2 separate regions of the Homo sapiens genome follow, and region 2 is linked to region 1. A link is a loop called in an ENCODE intact Hi-C map of the cell type or tissue named here. Cell type or tissue: heart left ventricle. All regions are shown on one strand.

Region 1 (4,000 bases):
CTTTTATCCATTTGAATCAGACATAATTCCTCAGCCTTTTCCTTCTGTGATATTAGAATTTTGGAAGAATACAGGCCAGTTATTTTATGGAAATGTTTCTCAATTTGGGAGGATCAGATGCTTCCTCATGATTATATTCCAGTGGATATAATACTACAATAGTGGTCTGGTGTCCTTCCCAGGACATCACTTCCAGAGCCCCTTGATGGCATGTTGGTCTGCCCCTCATGTGCTATGCCAATTTTGATCACCTGGTCAAAGTGGCATGCAAATTCTGCAATGTATGATTATAATTTGTCCCTGTTGAACTAATCAGTAACCTATGGAAAGATTCGTTAAGAACATTCAAACTAATTTTTAAGTATGTGCTTATTGAAAAAAATTAAAATACAAAAATGTATAAGGTAAAAAGTGATAATGCCCTCAAGTCTCACTTGTACCACTCTTAGACAAGCGATAACCCATCACAGCTTCCTATTTCCTTACATATCTTCACGTCTCTGATCAACTGGTTTTGACAGCCGCAGAAATGTAGGGCAATAAATGCTAAACTTGACTGAAGTTTCTGTTCTATTTGAATTGGTAAGAAATATTCTTCAATCGTTGATCATCTAGTGACATTTCAATGGAGACAATGATTAGTTGTAGCCCTGTGACCTAGGTGGGAGTGGGGAGGGCAGGAACAAGAATATATTTAGGCATATTTTACTATTAATTTTGAAGGAATTTGGCCAAGATGAAGACAAGATGGACTGATCCACTTGTGAATTAATGCAATGTATAAAGGCAAGTTAAAGAATCAGTTTTGGAGCCATGCTATCCTAACAGGCTATTTGGTGCCTCCTCCCACCACATTCTGTAAACCACTGTGTAAAAAGGAGACCTGCCATTTCAGAGGCACTTCCCAATTAAATTCAAATGCAGAGACAAGCATACTCATGACACAGAAAAATTTAGTGTGGTTTCCATGGGCTGACGTACAAAAAAAAAAATTGGAAACATCTAAAATATTTTAGAAGGGGGAGATAAGTTGAGTTGCCACTTTTAAAAGAATATATTCCCACATTTAGAGAGCAGGTATACAAATGAACTAGCCACCTCACAAAGTGAAGAGTGAAGGGTGACCCCAAAAAAGACTGTGAGAGGAACTTTGCCATTCAATACAGCATAAGCATACCATACAATATTGAGTGAGTTAACTTGTTATAATCAATATAAGGTAGAAACAGTCCCTTTAACCTTTAGATGAAGCCCTCGTTGTTTTTTTGTTTTTTGTTTTTTGTTTTTGTTTTTTTTTGAGATGGGGTCCTGCTCTTCATCTAGGGTATATGTAGTGCAGTGGTGCGATCAGGGCTCGCTGCAACCTCAACCTCCCAGACTCAAGCAATCCTCCCACCTCACCCTCCTGAGTAGCTGGGACCACAGGCACACACCACCACACCCAGTGAATTTTTTGTAGAGACAGGGTCTCACTATGTTGCTCAGGTTGATCTCCGACTCCTGGGCTCAGGCAATCCTCCCACCTCAGCCTCCCAAAATGCTGGGATTATAGGCGTGAGCCACCATGCCCAGCCTACAGCCCTTGTCATTTTATAAACTGAACAGTGCTGACATATTTCAACTGTGATTTATAAAGGCTGAGAAAATGTTCCTCACAATTCCACTTCAGCCAAATGCCTGGCAGACATTGGCAAAGGTTTCTCTTACTTGGGCTTATAAATGTGTGTGTGCATGTGTGTGCATGTGCCTGTGTGTGTAAAATCAGCATACACACACACACGATACACAAACTTGCATTTCCTAATAGTTTCTTGATATCAATGATGGTGTTTAAAACAGTTCCCATATGTTACAACTTGTTCAAATGATACCTCCTTATTTTCTATGAAATTGGTCAGAGGAGTCTGACTGGTCATTTGGTCTCACGATAATGTAACCACAATTTTTAATTATGCTTTCTGCTTCCTATTTTTTATATACTCATCTCATTTAAAATGCAATATCTGGGATCATTTAAAGTATAAAATTGGGATCAAGAGAAGTTACCTACCTAAACACGAGCAGACTAAAATCATTTTTCAAAAGAGGAAAAAACAAAAATCACAAGAAAATTGGTAGATGCCCTATATAAAAGAGGCTATTTTGCATAAGACATACTTTCACCCTTTCATGCTATTACGATTACCTGTTTAATTCTAACAGAGAATAGAATACTTGCTAATGTTCACAAGGAATACTTGCTGAAAGAAGAAAGGTGTACGGTGTTATAATGACTGAGTTTTCACAGCTAGCAACGTACATTTTTAAACCATGTCAGCAATGAAAACAAAACTGTGAGTCTCCCCTCTGTGTGTCCTTTTTCACAGGGCAGTGCCCAGGCATACTGCAACACCATTTCACCACCAGGGCACACGCAGTTGCCATCAGTTTAAGAAACGCCCAGGACTTTGCTAGCAGGACAGGTCTATGACGGAAAAATGGACCAAGGTTTCCTCTAAACCATGCTGCTTCCCTTACTTTCACTTTCAGGTTCTATAAAACATGTTCACTACTGAAGTAGTGAAAATACATCTGCCTTACTTTACTAGTCCAGCTGAAAGAGATGAGAACGCATCAACTGATGATTTCTTAGGTTTAATCACATCAAATTCCTGGGAATAGGCATTTTTGGTTCTAGTAGGTCTGCAACTTGGATGCATCCTGCCTTTTGCCCATCTGATAACTAGTGGAATACCGGTCAGAAAGAGATGAGCTGCTCTGAGGTACTGGTCTTACCAATTCAGTAAGTGGAATGGTAAAAAGCTGTAACTCTTCCTCAGGAATGGAAGATATGTCATTAGTGTGAAAGGAGATAGAGGCAAAGACCTGAAGAATGACGATAACCAGACATCTTGAGAGAAAACAAGAAGCAGGGAAGGGGTTCCGGGAAAGCCGGAGCTGTCAGTAGAGAATAATGATTTATCTGATGAGATTAGCAGACAGTTTGATTAGAAAAGATGCCTTTTTAACACAGCAAAGATTGCAATGTTACTTTAAGATTTGTTGTAGGAAAAAGCCGTGCCTGCCAAATGTGGTCTGTAACAGCACAGGCTAGCCATGAGTGATACAGTGGGAAAATAGCCACTAAGCCAGATTTTATTTGATTTGTACTGATGATTTTTATTAGAATACATGGATCATTGCTTCAACCTTTCCATGTAAAACCAAATCAAATTCAAAAACTCACACATCAGTCACCTAACCTTATGTCATTCCTTCTGCTTTACTCAAGTTGAGCCACATTTCAGCTGATCTGTCCCCGATAAATTGTTCAGCTACTCAAAACTGTTGGGCCAAATTCTGGGAGGCAAGTGGTACACAAAAGAAACCGCGAAATCTGCAGTTACAAGTAAGAAACCTACAGAAAAGAAATACTGCAAGCTTCCGAAATGCAGAATGAATTCAAAACAATATACAGCCATGCAAAACAAGACAAAATGAATTATCCTTATTGTACCAAATGAGTTGTAATTTGTTTGTAAAAGGCCCCCACTTCCCCCAGCTTTTTTTACTTAAGCCCTTTTCAATTCAAGACACTGTAAAGAATTTTGCAACCAGAGAAAGTCCACAGTTCTGTGGCATAAGGAGATTTAAACTGCAACAAACAGTTTTAAAATTAAAAATGTTCAAACTTTAAGGTGAAAATTATAAATGTTAAATATTATATTGGTGGGAAATCTCTGTATTATTTAGAAGAATTGTTTCATTAAAAGGAATGAAGTTTAATTACATGAAATATGGCAATGGGTTTCCAAAGAAAAAGTGCCAATAATCTACTTCCCACCATTTCTTTACCTTTTTTGTTTTTGCATTAACATTTTCCCTTTCTTCCTCAAACATTGCAAGTTTCATTTTAAACCTGTAACCAATACTTATGTCCATTTCTAGTTAACAAATCAGTTCCATCTTCTGATTTCCTTTAGTGTCCCAAACCACTCTGAAATGCAAGTTATTATTTTCT
Region 2 (4,000 bases), 57 kb after region 1:
GTCCCATCAAAGGCCCTTCTAACCCTAAAGTTCTATAATTCCACTGATATGCACTGAGTTCTACTCTGAAAAGGCAATTCCTGTCCCTTTACTCTTCGAAAGAGTTCACAGAAATGCCATGACTGCCTGGGATTGGTCTCCTATCTAGTAATAAGAGCTCTGAATTCTAATTTAGGTTCCATCCACACTAACCGGCAAGCATGTTTCCAAATTCCACATTCCTTAACTTACCTCTCTGTGAAATGGAGACACAATAGCTGCCTTCTTAATAGGGATGTACATAAAGGTATTATAAAACATGGAAAAAAACAAAAAATCACCAACACAGTGTAGTTATATGACATAAGTGTTACTATTTCTGCTCCCCATATGTTTCCATTCTGCCCTCCTTTCTATCAAGTGGCACAATGGAACAAAATGTGGTTCAAAACAAAACAAAACACCAGCAGGACTACATGTTTAACTATCCTTAATATACTTCATGTTCAAAAATACAACAAGAAACACCCCTGATTAAAGTCTGCCAATCAACAACCGCAATAAAACCAGCCTCCCAGGGAGCGTATGGCTGCAGGGCATGCAACCCACCTTCCCCCATTATTACAGGCAGGCTCAGGTAAAGCACTCTGGCTTCTATCAAAGGGCACATCAAAGAGCAAATATGTACCCTCACATGTTTAGAATTGCTATAAAACCTGAAAATGCAAGATCAATGCAACAGACCACGGGGACCCATAAAGCCCAGAGGAAGTCAGTCAGGGCAGGGTCTACCTGGTTAATGTTATCCTGAGAGGGTGGGTTCTCTGGGCACACAGCTGGAACCCATTAGAGCCTCCTCAGCTGCTCTCAAGATCACCTCATAGCCTCAGCTCCCAAAAGCTGCAAGTCTGAGCTGGAAATTCATAAGACAGTATCTTCAAAGATAAGTTTTCCTAGACCTTCTCCAACCTTTCTTGACGTTTTTCACAATGAAACATTTAGTGAAAATGTAACTGTGAATTTCCATGTAACAATGTCTAGCCTCCTTCCAATACACAAAAACAGTACAACACAAGTTTCTTAAATGACCACTAATAAAATCCCTTCAGTACCAATCATTTTCTGGGGCCCAAATAAGGTATCAGACTGTTCTTTTCATCACCATGTTTCTGTGTTCTTCTTCCCTGTACCTCCACCTCTTATCGTCTCATCTACCTTTCCCTTGTTCTTTCTTTTAAGAAAATACTTACTGAGCATCCACCCTGTGCCAGGCACTGAGGACCCAGTACAGGTTAAGTATCCCTTATCTCAAAGGCTTAGGATCAGAAGTGTTTTGGATGTCTAATTTTTTGGGATTTTTGAATATTTGCATATACATGAGGCAACTTTGGGGTGAGAACCAAGTTTCAACATGAAATGTATTTTATGTTTCATATGCAGCTTCATGTATACCTTACACACATGGGCTAAAGGTAATTTTACAAAATATTTTTGATAATTTTGTGCATAAAACAGTTTGCGTACTTTGGAACAACAGAAAAAGCAAAGGTGTCACTATCTCATGTCAGTGTTCAAAGGTTTTGGAATTTGGAGCATTTCAGATTAGGGACGCTCAACCTGTAATGCTTAAGACTGGGCCTTCATGGAACTTACATGGGTAGTGAAAGGGAAAGCAATGCAGAGACACACCATAAATGAATGCACAAATAGGTCCCATAGACAGTAAGTTCCATGAAGAAAAATACAGCAAATAAGGGCACTGGGGGTGCTTTACTGAGGAAGAGACACATAAGTGAGGGATGGTAGACTTGGGAAGGGGCTCCAAGCCCCTCTACTCCCTCGTCAGTTGCTCCCTCCCCTGTCTGCACTCATCAAAAGACAAAGCTTAGGCTTCTGACCACTAGAATGTCCACCCAGACTTCTTCACTGTTTTAGAGAATAAGACACAGCAGAGTAGCGGCTGGGACTTAAAAGAGTTGCCTTCTTTCCTTCTCTGCAACCCTACTGCTCTTTGTACAAGCAAATCAGGACTCTTCTCAAGTGAAACTGAAAATTCAGCTTAAAAAAAACCCCTTTTCAAGACTGTGAAATCTACCACATCGGTAGCTTTTAAAATATCATGATGTAACTTTATATTCCACTACATGCCTGTGAACATGTCAACAGAATGACACAGTGGTGAATGAATGAAAAATATCACGATGTAACTTCATATTCCACTACATGACTGTGAGCATGCCAATAGAATGACACAGTAATGAATGAATGAGAAAAACTAACAGTGAGCACCTACTATGTGTCCAATCTATTCTATCTCACCCTTTCTCACAACAACAAATGTGCACAGGGAATTCTTGTCATCATCATTTACACTGAGAAAACTGAGGTTCTGTTTCCATTCCTTGTGCCCTTTCACAATTCCTTATAAAGGCACTTTACCATAGCCAACACATCCTGGTTAAACTACAGAATTATAATCTGCATTAAGGTTACCAATAACACCACGTGAGACACTGTGTTCCAGTAGTCAGCTAAGAACAGTCTTAAATCATTTCAGGGTTCGTGCTCTCTTTGTTTTAACTCCAGTGTGATCTCTACTGGTGTATTAAAGTCATGAGTTAGCAAACTCTTAGCAGCGGACTCAGCCTATGAAGATATAAGGGTCTGTCATAAATTGTTAAGGTGGGAAAACCTTAGCAGTCTTTGAAGAATTCAAACTCTGCACTAAAATGAGAAAAAAACCTGCAGCGACCATTTTTGTTTTACTTAAGTATAAACAGCAGTAATGGGAAGGAAAATGTGTAAGCCTAGATTTTCAGAACTGCTATATTAGAAACAAAAGTTATACAAATTCTTTTTCTGATTATTATAAGGAAGAAAATTATAACACTACCAAGCTTTAAAAATTAGTTTTCTTACTCTTTTCATTGTCTGTGAACTCTACTGGATCAATTGAGAAAATGTGGCAATAAAATATATTTTTTCTTGGAGGCAAATCCTAAAACAGAAAGCAAAATCATCTCCTTTTTGCCAAAGGCACACACTAATTGAAACAGAAATAAAACATGAAATGGAAAAGAGATAAAGATACAAAGTTATTTCTTGGTCCAATTAGTAGGTAGAGAGTTAAACAAATTATCAGTTCAAGGCATTCTATGAGTTTCAGCATTAAAAATCAGAAGTAAAATAGCTGTAAAACAACATGCACCTGGTCTTGATAGTAGACTCAACAGCAATTTCAAGAAAGTAATATTTTACATCTGGAAACAGTCCGATGACAAATGAGAACAAACCAGTAAATTCATAAAAGGATCTTACTGAAGATTTTATTTTTTTAAAGAACAGTGTTTCCACATTCTCAATCTGAGATATATTTTACATAAAACTGTACTTCATACTCTTCAGCGGACTAGCCTGGACCCAATATAAAATAACTAAAGTTGCGTTATTTTTCACAATTCATGTTTCAAACAATCCCCTACATTTCAAAGTTATAGTACTCCCATTGGCAAATATATAGAAACAACATCAATGCTAATTTTTTTAAGTTTTTCACATCATGGTCTTCAAGCATCCCAAAGAACATTTTAACTATTAATAAATCAATATTTTCCTACTATAAATTACAGAAAACAATTACTCTTGAAAGTTCTAGAAACAAAATTCCTCCAATAGTCAAACGTACATTCATATTTAACAACAGTAAGGGTGGGAGGAGGAACTGTGATGACCTCTTTAAACCTCTTTCAGCTTCAGACCATGAAACCATAGCTCTATAGGAACAAATCTACAAAAGAACACAATTATACTTAATACAAACACAGTAACCTAGTGCCATCCTAAAAGCATACTTTCAGAACTTGGTGACTCTGCAAAAACATACTTGCAGTCAACACAAAGAGTTATTCAGAAAAACGTATCGGAAGATAAAAAATGTATAGTTATTAGAATGTTGCCCCAACATATAAGACATATGACAATGCTGTATTCAAACCATATTATTAGAACTATCACAAGACAG

Evidence for each region. A loop is a pair of places that touch in the nucleus more often than their neighbours do. Peaks named below come from ENCODE experiments on the same cell type or tissue, not always from the same donor. Only the 100,000 strongest peaks of a DNase experiment are listed, where the experiment ranks them.
Region 2: it touches region 1 in a loop (3-fold over the local background); 1 of 110 quality-filtered maps calls a loop at or near these places.

Annotation. Positions count from the first base shown.
Region 1 is chr18:55,475,194-55,479,193 of GRCh38, forward strand. All of the region lies in intron 3 of TCF4 (transcription factor 4), which reads right to left. All of the region lies in intron 1 of TCF4-AS1 (TCF4 antisense RNA 1), which reads left to right. Among named protein-coding and RNA genes, the nearest start is that of MIR4529, 2.0 kb to the right of the region's middle. In heart left ventricle, a CTCF peak has its summit at 2,354; no DNase peak of the experiment used is centred here; H3K4me3 peaks cover 1,997 bases; H3K27ac peaks cover 2,790 bases.
Region 2 is chr18:55,532,661-55,536,660 of GRCh38, forward strand. All of the region lies in intron 3 of TCF4 (transcription factor 4), which reads right to left. Among named protein-coding and RNA genes, the nearest start is that of TCF4, 54 kb to the right of the region's middle. In heart left ventricle, no CTCF peak of the experiment used is centred here; no DNase peak of the experiment used is centred here.